Linked DNA regions of Homo sapiens: region 2 is linked to region 1. A link is a contact called in ENCODE Hi-C or POLR2A ChIA-PET data. All regions are on one chromosome and are shown on one strand. The core of a region is the stretch at or near the end of the contact, and the rest is flanking DNA. Distances in the headings are between cores, read along the strand shown. Region 1 holds the start of TP73-AS3 (TP73 antisense RNA 3). Region 2 holds the start of RNF207 (ring finger protein 207).

Evidence for each region. A loop is a pair of places that touch in the nucleus more often than their neighbours do. ChIA-PET counts read pairs that join two places held with the same protein, here RNA polymerase II (POLR2A). Pooled maps may share reads with other maps.
Region 2: a loop to region 1 is called in a map with no recorded cell type, with 8 times the contacts of the local background. The contact joins the promoter of RNF207 here to the promoter of TP73-AS3 in region 1. A Hi-C loop is called at or near these places in 1 of 37 single-sample maps with no recorded cell type and 3 of 50 pooled maps. POLR2A ChIA-PET finds 5 or more read pairs at or near these places in 2 of 52 experiments (GM10248 and WTC11).

Annotation. Positions count from the first base shown.
Region 1 is chr1:3,665,907-3,673,149 of GRCh38, reverse strand. TP73-AS3 (TP73 antisense RNA 3) reads left to right here and starts at 4,205. Exons shown (of 3, transcript NR_187362.1): 1 at 4,205-4,525. The region is part of intron 1 of TP73 (tumor protein p73); the gene reads right to left. RefSeq lists an enhancer at 6,424-6,673.
Region 2 is chr1:6,204,869-6,212,367 of GRCh38, reverse strand. RNF207 (ring finger protein 207) reads right to left here and starts at 6,249. Exons shown (of 18, transcript NM_207396.3): 1 at 6,066-6,249; 2 at 5,642-5,832; 3 at 4,857-4,989; 4 at 3,343-3,487; 5 at 3,172-3,253; 6 at 3,025-3,100; 7 at 2,829-2,954; 8 at 2,398-2,444; 9 at 2,073-2,145; 10 at 1,930-1,998; 11 at 1,430-1,498; 12 at 1,250-1,347; 13 at 315-501; 14 at 1-137. The coding sequence starts at 5,832. It overlaps RNF207-AS1 (RNF207 antisense RNA 1), which reads left to right and starts at 6,588. Exons shown (of 3, transcript NR_125997.1): 1 at 6,588-6,614; 2 at 6,955-7,162; 3 at 7,386-7,499. RefSeq lists silencers at 3,251-3,320, 3,365-3,659, 5,807-5,976, 6,925-7,219 and enhancers at 6,177-6,406, 6,054-6,873.

The DNA.
Region 1 (7,243 bases), core at 2,956-5,455:
GGAATGAGGCGTCCTCGAAACGGGTAGTGCCCAGTTGCAGCGGCAGCCGGTGCCAGCTCCATGCCCGGGGGCATGCAACGCGGTAAACAGATAACCCTGGCCCACTGGAGGCAAATCATGTATGTCTGTGAGGCCCTCAGAGGCTGGGTATGAGGAGGGTGGGTGGTGGAAGAGAAGTCTGCACCCCAGCCCCAGCTTGCTTGCGCCTTGGAGTGGGCGGTGCTCCTGGGGGTAAGCGGGTCAGGAGGGTTTGGAGGTGGGGTCAGAAGCATGAGCGGCCTGATGGGCTGAGCTTCCTCTAAGAAAGGGGTGGAAGGGGTGGGCAGGGACATGGCCCTTGGGGGGACGAGGTTGGCGGCAGGAGGGAAGTGGGGCCCTGTCAGGGAACTGGGGCGCTGAGCTTGGTGATGTTTCCTGCCAGGAGCCCACCTGTTAGAGGAAGGGCGACCCTGGCGGGGGTGGTAGGAGCAGATCTGTCACTAAGGGAGGTTCAGACCAGCACAGTGGGCACAGGAAGAAGACCCAGAGGACCGACTGCCAAGGATAGGGGGTGAGGGGTCCAGGGCTGGGACAGAGCGGAGCTTATGGCCAGAGTGGGTGTCTGAGTCGATACCTGTGTTCACAGGTGATGAGTACAGCGCTGCCCTCAGCAGGGCAGGTGACTGATGGGGCCGCAGCCGCCTTCGCTGGAGCTGCCACAGCCTCGTTCTGCACAGACACATCCCTGTCCTCTGCCCCCTCCGATCCTCCTCTCACACCCCCTTTCTACCCCAAGGGATCACACCGGGTGTCACTAGCCTTTGTGCGGCCAGCGCCCATGTTGGAAGTGCCTGTGCTGTCCTCCAGAATCTTCTTTCTTTCCCCAGAGAAGCACTTCCACTCCTCCAACCAAGAGAGAATGACCCTTCTCAAGCTGCTGTCCCCACCTGGCCACCCTCCTCTGGACACCCTTGGTGGGGATGCTCCACTCTGAGATGTCCCCACCCTACACATACCCCTCACCCCTGGCTCTGGGCTTTTCTCTAAGGGGTCTGGGACACGCCCGCTGCACCAGTGGACATGTCTCCCTGCTGACCACTCCCTACCCTGCGGTCTGAGCAGACGTGCCCTTCCAGACAGCTGTCAACTCCCTGAACTTGTCATGCGTCCCTCTGAGTCCCGCCCTGACTCAGTGAGCAATCCTCCCTCCTGGCGTGTTCCCTTCCTGTTCTGGAGTCAGCCGCTCAGCCCTGTGACCTCCCCTGCACAGTGGTGGCCGCTCAGCCCCGTGACCTCCCCCGTGCAGCGATCACGGGGGTCCACCCACCCCTCACTCCTTCCAGAGGCAGCCACTGCTGTTCCTCAGAGTGGCTGTCCGCTGGCTCTCAGGGTTGCCTTTCTGATATTGCTGCCCAGCATTCCCTGTGCCAAATCCTCCATATTTTCAAGCTCATTCAATCCTCAGAGGAACCCAGCGGGAAGTCCCCAGGTGTTCCCAGAGGCCCCGAGAGGGCGAGCAGCCTGCCCAGGGCCGCACATCTCAGAAGCACCACAGCTGGCTTAGGCTGGGCTCCGGTGAGCTCCACCTTCCCGCCAGGCAGCCCGTCCTCTGGAGGCCCCGGCTCCTGCAGGGCAGACAACGATCCAGCCTTTGCCCCCGTCACGAAGGGGGCTCCCGACGATGGCTGGGTCAGCCCAAGAGCTGCCTAGGCCCTGGGCAGGGCTGTGATCTTGTGGGACTCACAAGCGAATGGAGGGGCACTGGCCATGGTGGAGCTCGGCCAAGGGGCAGCCTGGGCAGCCAGTAGGTCAGGGAGAGGCAGGAACAGCAACTGGAGCTGGACAGGGTACAGGACCACCAAGGTCACAATGGATCCTAGGCTCCATGCTACTCCAGGTCTGAGGGGGCTGCTTCCCGTCACGCTCCCAGCTCCCACACCCCACGCCTCTCCAGGGACAGGCCCACCCCTGCCATCCCTGAGGCAGTTCCAGCTGGAGCCCTGGAACCCTGAAACCTGGACAGGTGCCAGCCGACCTGTGCTTCCAGCCCAGCCCTGAGGGAGGCTGTGCAGCCAGACCCCACTCTGACCAGCATGGCACCCACGAGGGACGGCTGTCAGGAAGCCTCACTCCTCAGGGCCCGCGCACCCCCATTTAAGAGACGCTGGTCTTCCCCAGACCTGCCAGGGCTCCTCCCTCCCAGCACCCATCGCATGGAGAGACATTCACATGCTGACTCTTTGCGGGCCAGACCACCAAGCCCTGACTGCTCTCTGCGCTGCAGCCCCAGCACCCGCCTGGCACACAGTAGGTGCTCCGTGAAGAAGCGATGACAGAATCCATGATTTGGTTTGAGCGGGCGGGGCCCAGCAGGTCAGGTCAGGACAGGAACAGAGTGACTGCTGGAGAAGCACCATTTGGGGTTAAATTGCTCGACTTCCTCCTCATTTCTCCTCACTTTTTCTTTTTCTTTTCCTATCTTTTTTATTTTATTTTATTTTTTTTGAGATAGAGTCTCGCTCTGTCACCCAGGCTGGAGTGCAGTGGTACGATCTCAGCTCACTGCAACCTCCGCCTTCCAGGTTCAAATGATTCTTCTGACTCAGCCTCCCCAGTAGCTGGGATTACAGCTGTGTGCGCCACCACGCCCAGCTAATTTTTGTATTTTTAGTAGAGACAGGGTTCACCATGTTGGCCAGGTTGCTCTCGAACTCCTGACCTCTGTTGATCCACCCGCCTCAGCCTCCCAGAGTGCTGGGATTACAGATGTGAGCCACCACGCCTGGCCTTCTTCCCCACTTCTAAGGGGCTCCTGTACATCCCCACCTGGACATGGGGCTCTTGAGTCTTGAGTTCAGACTGCGGGACCCCAGGGAGACGACACCCACATTCCAGAAGCCTGTGCCCATGTGGTCCCCCGGCCCCATCATCATCCCTGCCTTACCTGTGCCCATGTGGTCCCCTGGCCCCATCATCATCCCTGCCTTAGGGATGAGCAGAGAGATCCTCAGAGTGGTGTAAAACGCACCCAGAGCGACACAGCAAGCCAGGAAGAGCCCATGGTCTCGCCCCCCGAGCCACATGCCCATCCAGGAGGCCAGGCTGGAGACTTTGCAAAGAGCCAAGGGAACAGGATCCAGAGGCCCTGGCCCCTCGGACATTCCCCCAAGGCTTCAGGGAGGAGCTGGTCACTCAGTTTCCCTACCCACCCTCTCACCTCTAGCAACACACTTGCACATACATGCACATGGACACACCTATTCACATATGCGCACACATGTGTCCGCAGGCACTGCCACGTACACACTCTGCCCTCCTCACAGCAAATCCCCACAAGCCCCTCCCCTGTCCCCCAGTTTGATGGGTCCCTGAGGATTCCCCAGCCTGGGAGTCCAGCCCTGGAAGCAGGACCCAGGCAGAAGGAACAGGACATGCCCAGCCCCTTCCTGCCGTCCACGTCATGGTCAGGCTTGGGAGTAGCTGCGTGAGTGCCGGGGAGGCCGGGGCATGGCTTGCTGTTGCCGGGAGAGGCTCCGGGGCCACAAAAGAGTGAGGGGGCTGGGGAGAACTGGGAGGTTCTGGATCAGCTGTGTGAGGCTGAGGATGGCGGCCCCCAGCCGGGAAGCCCCCGGACGTGCCAGGCTGGGGCAGTCACTCTGCGCCTCCTTGGCAGGAAGTGGAAAGAGCTCCTGGTGGGTCCAAGGGGTGGAGGTGGCGGTACCAGAGCCACTTCTGCCCCCGATCCTAGGGTCACACGAGGAGCCCTGATGTGCCACTTGGGGCAGATGGCTCCCCAGAGCTGTGGCTTGTCCCATCAGGAGAACTGTGGGCAAGGCCTCCCCACCCTGGCCTGAACAGTACTGCATTTCCAAGCCGCCTCCTGGGAGGCCGTAGAGGGGCTCTCTGCACCCCAGGGTGGGCCCCCGGAGCCACTGCACCCACGGTGGCAAGGAGACTCCCCCCGACTCAGGCCGAGAGGAGGGCGAGCCAAGCCCAAGCCTACCTTGGCTAAGCCTGGGCCCCGGAGGGTCGGTGGGGCCAGGTGGAAGTGGCCCTCGGCTGGCTCCTGGCTCCCGCAGGCGGGCGGTGGCAGCAGCGTCCCTGTCACCTAGGTGATGACATTGGAGTTGCGAAACTAGGCGGCAGCGTGGCCGGCCTGGAGCTGCAGGGCAGCTGGGGGCGGAGCATGGCCTGGAGCCCTGGGGCTGGAGACGGGCCTGGAGCCAGCACCTGCCGCCTGCCACCTGGCATGCACGCGCCACCCTGCATCCCTGCTCCCCCCAACCCTCCTCAAGGCGACTGACAGGGCCGAGCTCAGGGCAGCCAGGACAGGGCTGTCTCCACCCAGCTTTGTACTCGTTTCTACTCCTCATTGTGGACACTTCCAAGCACACTCAGCACTACAGGGAACGGCCCAGGAACCCATCCACCCGTCCCCAGCTCTCATCACTCTGACCTCTGGCTTTTTGTTTCCTGGGGCATTTCACAGCAAATTCCACCTATGAGACCGTCTCATCCGTAATACACCAGTACATGCTTCCAGCAGGTAAGAACCTCTCTTTTAAAATATTAGGTCAAACCATGAAATTGCTGATAATTAACCGTTTTGGTCCTACCAACAATACACACACACACACACACACACACACACACACGTGCAGCAAGTTCAGATAATTCAACATTATATGCAGCCATAATATCAAATTCTGAATCTTTAATGCTGGTCAGAGGATTTTGAGGAGCCCCGCCCCAATTTTGGAGAGGGAAGTGTGTGTCGCTGCCACTGTGCCACCTTCCTCCCCCACAATTGCAGCAGCACGGAGTGGACAGCACGGATGTGTGTCTAGGTGCTGCACGGATGTGTGTGACAGCTACTCATGGCTGTTGGCTCCAGGAGGGGAGATGGCCCCTCATCGCAGCCGGGTGACTCTTTGGAAAGTGTATCCATGGGTCATTCTCAAGCACACCAATTTGGGTTCCTTGGCTGCAGTGACCTCCTGGCAGGCACTCCTCCTCCCCCACCCCTAGTTCATAGGAAAGTGAGGGGAGAGGAAAGACCTGAACCCAGGGAGGCTGGTGCCTGGCTCCTCTCAACATCCTTGTTGGAGACAAAAGGTGGGTGGGTGACAGGAGGAGCAATAGCAGCTGGACCCTGGCCATAGCCATGGCCAAGTCTGTTCCCTGGTCTGAAGAGCAACTAGCACAGAGTGACAGTGGCCATGAGCCCTGGGGGGACACTGAAGGGGGAGTTCAAGGAGAATTTTTGCACACCTGTGCACCGTAACACAAGGGTTGCAAAGCTATTCCTGAACTCCCCTGCCCTATTTTAAGCTGGGTGGTCCAGATGTGAACTACAGGGCAAGCCCTTGTTTATTTCCTTTTTTTCTTTTTTACTTTTTTTCTTTCTTTTTTTTTTTTTTTGAGACAGAATCTCTCTCTGTCGCCCAGGCTGGAGTGCAGTGGCTCCATCTTGGCTCACTGCAACCTTTGCCTCCCAGGTTCAAGCGATTCTCATGCCTCAGCCTCCTGAATAGCTGGGACTACAGGCACGTGCCACCACGCCTGGCTAATTTTTTGTATTTTTAGTAGAAACGGGGTTTCACCATGTGGGCCAGGATAGTTTCAATCTTCTGACCTCATGATCCACCCGCCTCGGCCTCCCAAAGTGCTGGGATTGCAAGCGTGAGCCACCGCGCCCAGCTGCCCTCGTTTATGCCTATCAGGCAAGAGCTGGAGAGGGGACCATGCGGATGTGCGCACTGTCTGTTTTCTGTGGCTGCCGTAACCAATGACCACACAATGAGCAGCACAGAATGAGATAAATTTACTCTCTTACAGTTCTGTAGGTCAGAGTCCGAGATGGGTACCAGGGAGCTAAAGCCAAACTGCGGGCAGGGCTGGCTGCTTCTGGAGACCCCGGGAGAATACATTTCCCCCTCTTCCTGTCTTTGGGGGGCCCTGGGAGAATCCCTACTCCCCTGTCTTCTCTTGGTTCTGGAGGCCCTGGGACAATCCCTACCTCCCCGTCCTCTCCTGCTTCCGCAGGCATATTCCTTGGCATGTGACACTTTCCTCCATCTCTGAAATGCATCCCTCCAACCTCTGCCTCCATCATCAGCTCCCTCTCTCACCCCTCTTGTGGGGCCCCCTGATGACACTGGACCCACCTGGATCCTGCCAGATGGCCTCCCCATCTCAAAATAGCTGAATCACGGTCCCCTTTGCCATGGGAAATAACATAGACACGGGTTCTGGGGATTGGGACGTGAAGACCTTTGGGGAGCCACTTTTTTTTGCCAACCATAAATGTCCCTCATTGAAAAACATCTTTTCTGAGCCCTCTGTTTGGGGGTCAGTCTGAAAGCCGCCCTGGGAGAGACGCCCGCATGGCACTGAGTCGCGTCTGCTCAGAGCACCATCCCCACCGCCAATGCTTACTCACTTCCGAGCTGAAGGGCTTCTGGGACGGTTTGTTCCTGCTCAGTGAGACACACAGGACAGGCCTCTTTGAGGTCAAAGGGCACCCTAGCCTGCAGCCAAGGCCAGGGAGGTGGGCAGGAGGTGGTGGGGAGGGAGCCAGCAGAGGGACCATTAAAAGCCCCCCGCCCACGCACCCACCTTCACTGTCAGACCCCTTCCTTTCTCCCCACAGCTCTTCAGTATTTGCCAGCAGGTCCCTCTGTGTGCATCAGTGAGTTCCTGAGGGCATGCCGCAGAAGTGAAACTGTCAATATGACCCATAATTACACCCCACCAACACACAGCTTACTCTGCACCAGGCACCATTTTAAGATTTTACATTCATTAGTGTGGGATACATAGCAAGACCCTGTCTCTAAAAGCAAGAAACAACAAAACTAAATTAACTGGATGTGGTGGTGTGTGTCTATGGTCACAGCTACTCAGGACACAGGCAAGAGGATGGCCTGAGCCCAGCAGTTGGAGGCTGTGGTCAGCTGTGACTGCACCACTGCACACCAGCCTAGGCTGCAGAGTGAGATTCTCTCTCTCTCTCTCTCTTTTTTTTTTTTTTTTTTTTTTTTTTTGAGACAGAGTTTTGCTCTTGTTGCCCAGGCTGGAGTACAATGGTGCGATCTCAGCTCACCACAAACTCCGCCTCCTGGCTTCAAAAGCGATTCTCCTGCCTCAGCCTCCCAAGTAGCTGGAATTACTATACCCAGCTAATTTTTGTATTTTTAGTAGAGATGGGGTTTCACTGTATGTTGGCCAGGTTGGTCTCAAACTCCTGACCTGGTGATCCACC
Region 2 (7,499 bases), core at 5,000-7,499, 2.5 Mb before region 1:
ATCTGCACGTCCAGTTGCAGGGACTTGTGCAGGACGTCTCCCATGATCTCCGCCTTGATGAGCGAGTGGTGCTTGGTGAGGTCTCGGTGCAGCTCCTGTACCTGGTCCTTTAGGCTCTGCATCTCTGCCTGCAGGTGCTGCACAGAGAGGCTGTGTGAGAGCGTGGGTCACCCTAGGCTGTTTTTACTGCCATGGACTTGGTGGAGGAATGGCTCCCAGCTTCAGCAGCTGGGAGAACTCGATTTCCCTGAGCGTACCTTGGTGAGGAGTGGGTTAGGACATCTCCCCCCTCCGGCAGATCCCTGCCCCCTCACCCGGTAGGAGTCCTCATAGTGGCGGCAGTGCTCTGCGAAGGGCGTGTTCTCGCCCTCCGCCAGCAGCACCTTGGTGCTGATGGACCGGTGCAGCGTGGGCTTTTGGACGGGTGACCCCGACATCTTTCCTACTGGGGAGGGGCAGTGGGGCCCCGTCAGCGCCTTGGGGCCTAAGCCCCCTGCCAGCCTGGGGAGAGAGCCAGTGTGGATGCAGGGGGGTGGGGAAGTCTGCCCCTCCCCCAGCCTCCCAGGGCAGCCCCCTGGACTGCTCCGGGATCTCACAGCCCTCTCCACCACCTGGAGCACAGCAGAGCCACCAGGAGATTTGAAAAGGCTGAGGCAAGGCCTCACCCGGACATCCACATCTATTTTTTAAAGTCCCTGGAGTGGGTTCCAGGATGTGGGGCCAAGAGCAAGTCCGTCGGAATGCTGCCGGGGCCAGGACCGAGTGAGTGGTGTGTTCACTTCTATGCTGGACAGAGGAAGTGTGGGCCCAGTCTCTCTTGGTCTTGGGGCCCCTGGACACACACATGCCATTTCAGCATCTCTTCTAACTCCTCTCCAGATGAGTCCAGGAATCAGGCCCCCTATGACCTCAGGCCACCTAGGTGGCGGTCAGCCCAGCCCCAGGCGCCCCACCCCAGGGGAGGCTGCAGTGGTAGTTGGGGGCCTGAGTCCTCCCCTCCTCCTTTAGCCAAGCTCCGAGCCCGGTCTGCCATGGACTTCAGGTCCAGGGCTTCCTGTTCCCCTACTTAGTGGACTCGCCCTGGCCATCCCCTGTGCCCAGACACCCTGCTGGGAGGGTGGCGAGCTAAGGACGGAGGAAGGAATGGTGGCACCTGGCTTCTTGCTGGCGATCTGGCCCCTCAGCGCCCACCCTCCCCCACACCCCAGTGTTGGGGACCTTGTGCCTGGCCTCCCCGGTTGCTGCTCACGTGTTAGCACCACTTGCAGCAGCTGCCACCCGACGTGGCCCCAGCAGCAGCAGTGGCTCCAGACAGCGCGCGAATTCAGCTCGGTGGTCACTGGCAATCTGGGCAGCGGGATGGGGTCATGAGGTGGCCTCCACTGCCCTGCAGGGCCCCCGACCCTGGCCCACCCAGGCCACTGCACACCTTGCTGCTCTGAATAGGCCTTAGGTGGTGCGGCCGCGTGACGATGCCCTGCAGCCTCTCCATCAGCTCCTGTGGCAGTGAGGAGGGCCTCAGGCCGGTGGAGGTGTGGCAGCCAGGGGGCAGGAAGAGGGGAGATGGAGGCGGAGCACGTCTGTCTTTGGCACTTGACTTGGTGTCCCTTAGCAGCGCCAGCCCTCTTCTGGGACTCACCCGGACAAACCCCCATCCCATCCCCAAATCCACAGGAGAGGGGGCGGCTGGACTCCAGTGGTCACTCCGCCCCACGGGGGACTGTAGGCTCATGCCCCCTTCCTGGCTTCACTGTCCTTGTAACAGTGACCCTAACAGGTTTGCAGATGATGGAGTTGGGAGGGGGTCAGCCCCGAGATCCCTGGTCCAGGCTCCAGGTGACAGGCTGCCCACCCCTGAGTTGGTGGCTTTGGTCTGCAGGGTGGGCTCCTGGTGGGGAGGGGGCATCTGCAGGAGCAGAGGAGACTCACATAGCCCAGGTCCAGGAACTCAGCCTTGTTGGCCAAGCTGAGGAAGGAGGAGCAGATGACCAGGTGGACCTGGGGGAGGGGATGCTGCTCAGTGCCTGGCCGGGGAGGAGGAGGGACCCACCCGCACCCCGAGCTCCCTGTACCTGCAGGGTGGGCAGCAAGGTGGCCAAGTGAGAGAGCTGCTCCTTGAAGGCCTTGTCCTTCTCTTCGTATTGGCTGGGGGAGGGGGGCTGCCTGGTTTCCAGGGGGCCAGGAGCAGGGCCGGGCAGTTCCATCCCCCACCCGCCTCCAGCTTCGCATGTCCGTCCCTGAACCCCTTCTCTGCACCCTGAGCCATGCTGCCCTCCTTAGCTGGGAGGACATTCGGATGTCTTGCTCCTCAGGGTGGGGCAGGGCCTGCCCAGGCTCTGAGCTGAGGCCATGGAGGCCAAGGGGTAAGGGAAGCAAGCCCCGCTCCCCCCAACTCACCTCTGCACAGCCTGCAGCAGCAGCGCTTTCCTCTCTGCCAGCCTGTCCTGGGAGAGATGGCGAGCATGCTCTTGATTTGCGCCCCAGCCCTGCCACCTCCCACCATGCCTACCCCCCGGACCCCAGCCACCTGCTGGTTACACTAGGTATCTCTCCAACCTACCAGCCCTGCATCTGCTGCCTGGTGAGGGCTTGGGTCCCGTCACCTTAAATGTCACCTCCCCAGGGAAGTCTTTCCTGACCACCTCACACCCCCACCACCAGCCTGCGGCAGGCCCTGGTTTCCCCTCCCAGCTCTCCTAGCAACTCCAGGAAAGTGCTTGGTGCAAGGCCTGCTGCCCCACTACACTGGAAATCCACAAGGGCAAGGGACCAGCCCTGTGTCACCAGGTCCCGGCTGGGTCGTTTATCCCCCAACCCCCACCCCTCACCTGCATGCTGCCGAAGAGGGCGTGGATAGCGTCCTCCTCCTCGGCGGCGCTGTGCCGCACCTCCTCCACCATGGCCTGCAGCAGCGCGATGGCCTCCCGCGTGGCCGTCTGCAGGGCCTTCACGGCCTGGGGACAGGGCGTGGTCAGGCTCGCGATCGCCGCCGCGCGGCCCCGCGCGCCAGGCCCCTGCGCTCACCAGCACCGCCTGCTCCAGCCGCTCGCAGCCCTGCACGTAAGCCGATTCCAGGTCCACGCAGTGTGCCCGGCTCTCCCTGCAGAAGGCGGCGGGTGAGGCCCGCTCCAGCGGCCCCCAGCCCCCTCCCCTCGCGTCCCCTGTACGCACTTCTGCATGTCGCGGAAGCAGCGGATGCACAACAGCAACTTCTTGTCGGTGGAGAACAAGAGGTAGGGCTCTGCGTGCAGCGCTGCGGGGGCGGCGGGCGGTGGTGAGGGCTCCGGTCAGTGCCCGCCCCGCCCCCACCCCCAAGTCCCCGGCCCCGCAAGCCTCACTCACTGCACTTCTGGGGCACGTCGCGGCTTCGCTGACCCAGGGCCACGATGTCGTGGCGCGCGAACATGCGTGCTCGGTGCGTCTCGTCGCGGCAGCGCGCGCATAGGGGCTGTCCGCACGTGTTGCAGAAGTACGTGGTCTCCACGTCCTGCGGGCCGAGCGCGGGCTCAGGAGCGCCAGAGCCCGACCGCGGCCAGCGCGGGAACCGCAGCCGCCGCGTGTCACTGCGCGTGTTTGTCCCAGCCGTGGCCGGGTGCGCAGCTAAACGCAGCCCTTTCCTGTAATCCAGGCACTTGGCGCTCTGATATACCCACTTTACAGAGGAGGGCACTGCGGCTCAGAGGCTGGGTAAGTAGGTCCGTGGAGGGGGGTGGGGGACGCGGGGAGAGGGCAGAAACTGCCTTTATAAAACATTTTACCGAGGCCGGGCGCGGTGGCTCACGCCTGTAATCCCAACAATTTGGGAGGCCGAGGCGGGCGGATCACCTGAGGTCAGGAGCTGGCCAACATGGCGAAACCCTGTCTCTAATAAAAATACAAAAATTAGCTGGGCATGGTGGCGGGCGCCTGGAGTCCCAGCTCCTCGGGAGGCCGAGGCAGAAGAATCACTTGAACTCGGGAGGCAGAGGTTGCTGTGAGTCAAGTTGGCGCCACTGCACTCCAGCCTGGGCGATAAAGCAAGAATCCGTCTCAAAAAAAAAAATTTTTTTTTTTTTACCTGCAACAAAAGGGTGTGAGGGCCTCTCACGGCCCCCTTGGCACACTCAATAGTGGCCGAAAGGTGGTGTACACCCTGGCCATCTGGAGTCACACTTGGGGGCGGGGGGAGGGGAAGAGCAGTGAGGGCTTTAAGGTTCTCCTCCCCAAGCCAGACCCAGGGCTGGGATTCCAGGGCTTGGCCTGCAGCCCTGGTATGGACGCATGCAATGATGGACATAACAGGCCCTACCTGCAGTCCCTACCTCCTGCTAATCCTCTCTGTACGTCTGGGTCACACATTGCTCAGCACTTGTCCAGAACGCTGGAGCTTTTGCCCCAGTCGGGCCGTCCTCCTGGGATTCCCGATACATTTTCTGGCCTCCGCAGGCCAGAGTCCCCTGTGCCTTTTACAGCCCAGAGGGAACAGCATGCTGTCCCCACCTCCCCTGGGCTGTAGCTGCTTCTATGCCACTTGGGTAGCAGAGGCCCTTCAGGGTCGGCCCAGGCCTGCAAACTGGACTGCCCCTCCTGTGCAGGTCCACAACTCCACCCTGAATTGGGGACCAGTGAGCTCTCCCCAGATCGAATGGCCTTAGCCTCTGCCACTGTCTGGACACTGGCTCAAGTCCCTTGTTCTGGACCTCAGTCTCCCCACCGGTATAATGGGGTTCACATTTGGGGCCAAGGTGCCCTAGGGAGGTGCTGGAGAATCCACTGCCAGGTCGTCCTCTGAAGACATGCTGAGTGCATGTGCAAGCATTGGGGACTGTGCAACCGGGTACCCTCTGCTCCTCACCCACCCGCCCTGCCGCCCCTGCCTGCTCGCTGCACTCCAGGTCACAGTTGGCACAGCGCACCGCCTCCACGCCATCCCCTGAGCTGTCCACCAGGAACTGCAGCAGCCGGTCCACCGGCGGGAGCCCGCTGGGACCCTTCAGCACCGTCTGGTGTCTGCAGAGAAGCCCAGGCCCCGAGATTCTGATACCCCTTCCCCAGGGCTCCCCACCCCCACCCCTCACATTCCAGGCTGGAGCTAAAAATAGCTGTGTTGGGAGGTGGGGTGCACCACAGCTCTGGGGTCTGCTATAAATATCACAGCCAGCACTCACCCTGCCCTGGTCCCTACCCTTGCCCAGTCCTGGGCACTCCTGCAGACAGTGGGGTTGGTCCCCTAGTATCAAAAGCAGAAGCTGCTCCTCGACATCTTCTCACGGCATTGGGCAAATCAGAGCCACTCCTGGGTTCCTTGAGCCCACATAACTGAAACTGTGGTTTTGTGGACCTAAGACTTCTAGGACCCCCAAGCGAGTAACCGGGAGCGTCCTGACCAGTGCTGGAGCCCCGCCCTTACCCTCTGACTTTTGATGGGAGGTCTTGGGCCAGTAACTGCAATCTCCAGGCTTCAGTTAAGCTGATCTATAAAATGGACCGAAGCCTGCAACTTCTGGCGGGGAGAGCTAAGGACCGGGTGCAGTATCTCCCAGTCGTTCTGCCTGAAGTTGGAGCCTTACTCTCCTGGCACCTGGGTCCCAGCTCGGGCAGAGCCAACCTTGGGCCCGGGGGATGGGGTCTGGGGGGTTTTGGGGAACTTTGGGACACTTACTGGCACAGCGGGCAGGTGAGGCGGCCGTCGGTCGCGCGGCCACGCAGGCAGCCGGCACAGAAGTCGTGGAAACAGTCCAGAAGACACGGGCGCTCGTACTGCACGTGGCACAGCGGGCACACCAGCGGGTGGATGCTCGGGGCATCCAGGGAGCTCGGGCCCTCCAGGGGCCCGAAGATAGCTCCCGACATCTGCAGCGACAGCGCAAGCGGGCGGCTGGGGCACGCACGGAGCCCCGCTTGAGCTCCCGCGGCCCCTCTGCCCGGGCGCCCGCGCCCTCCCTATCGCGCCTGGACCCGACTGGGCGTCCAGAGGTCATGGAGTGGGGAGCCGCTAGGGCCCAGGTTAGGGCTGGGGCCTGGAGCTCCCCGGCGCAGGGAGAACAGGCAGTGAGGACTGGCGAGGGGCGGGGCCTTGTACCTACCCGCTGGGCCGCTTTGCTGGGAGCTACCGGTCCTCCGAGCCTCTCTCCCGCCGTCCAGCGCTCTTAGTGCGGCTCCGGGCCGCGCTCTGAGACACCGCGCGGTCGCTCTGCCGAGGAGTAGCCGGCCCTGGAAGTTCAGGCCCGCACCGGGCGATGGTTCCCACTCTGCGCGGGGCCTCCCTCTGCCGTGGCCTCTCCTACCTCTCCTCACTCCCACCCTCGGAATTCCCCGCCGGGTGTCCTCTGGGTGACCCGCAGGCGACGCCTCTTCCGGCATCCACCTTCCCCAGGGTGGCTGCTGCCTTGAGGCGCGGCGGGGCCGAACCGACCTCCGCGCTCGCCATCTGCTTTGCGCACTGGTTCCGGCCCGGCCACTCCACCTCCAGCCCGCGGGGAGGAGAGGCCAGGACGCCAAGGCTCCAGGGACGGTGCCAGGCAAGGGTGCAAGGATCGGACTGGCCCCTGCCCGGCATGACAGAGTCCGGAGCCCCAAGACCAGAGCGCCGCGCAGAGCGGGGCCGGAGGACCTTGGCTGCGGGGTCTTCAAGGGTAGGCCGGGCGCGGTGGCTCACGCCTGTAATCTCGGCACTCTGGGAGGCCGAGGCGGGCAGATAGCTTGAGGTCAGGAGTTCGAGACCAGCCTGGCCAACATGGCGAAACCCTGTCTCTACTAAAAATGCAAAAATTAGCCAGGCATGGTGGCGCCCTTCGGGAGGCTGAGGCAGAACTGCTTGAACCCGGGAGGCGGAGGTTGCAGTGAGCCGAGATCGCGCCACTGCACTCCAGCCTGGGCTACAGAGCCAGACTGTCTTAAAAAAAAAAAAGAGTCCAAACCCCACCCCCTACCCCCGCTAATCCCCACTCTTCCATCCCATTTGGGTCTGAACAGGTCATCGCCGCCTCATTTCCTCGGCGGCCAATTGGGGGCGCCAGAGAGCAGCGGACGCCCCTCCACCGACTTTCCAGCGCTTGGGAGGCGGAGTGAGACGCCCTGTAATCCCAGCCCTGCCTTTCGCTGGTTGTGAGCTCTTGGCCATGTTACTGACCTCTCAGAGCCTCAGCGCTGGGTTAAAATAGAACTGGTGTCCTGATAATGGGTGAGGCCCCAGTGGAATAACGCACGTGAAATACACATACTGGGCGTCCACTTAATTAAGGCCCTATCCTCATTGCCTGCCAAGTTCCCAAAAGAGGGATGGGTTTGGGTGGGAGGTTGAGAGGGGAGGTTCCCGGCCTTTCCAGCAGTGCCCCCTCTGCCGTCTGGGCCTGGCAGATGCGTGTTGATCCCAGCGTTTTCTCCAGCGTGCGCTCGCTTGCTAGGTCGACGTGATCAGTGAGCTTTCTCCGCCCGTGTTCTCCTGAGTGTCCTGAGAGCAGCCCGTTTCTGCCCCTCTTGCGATTACAAAGTCAAGCCCAGAGCCTGACCCACAGTAG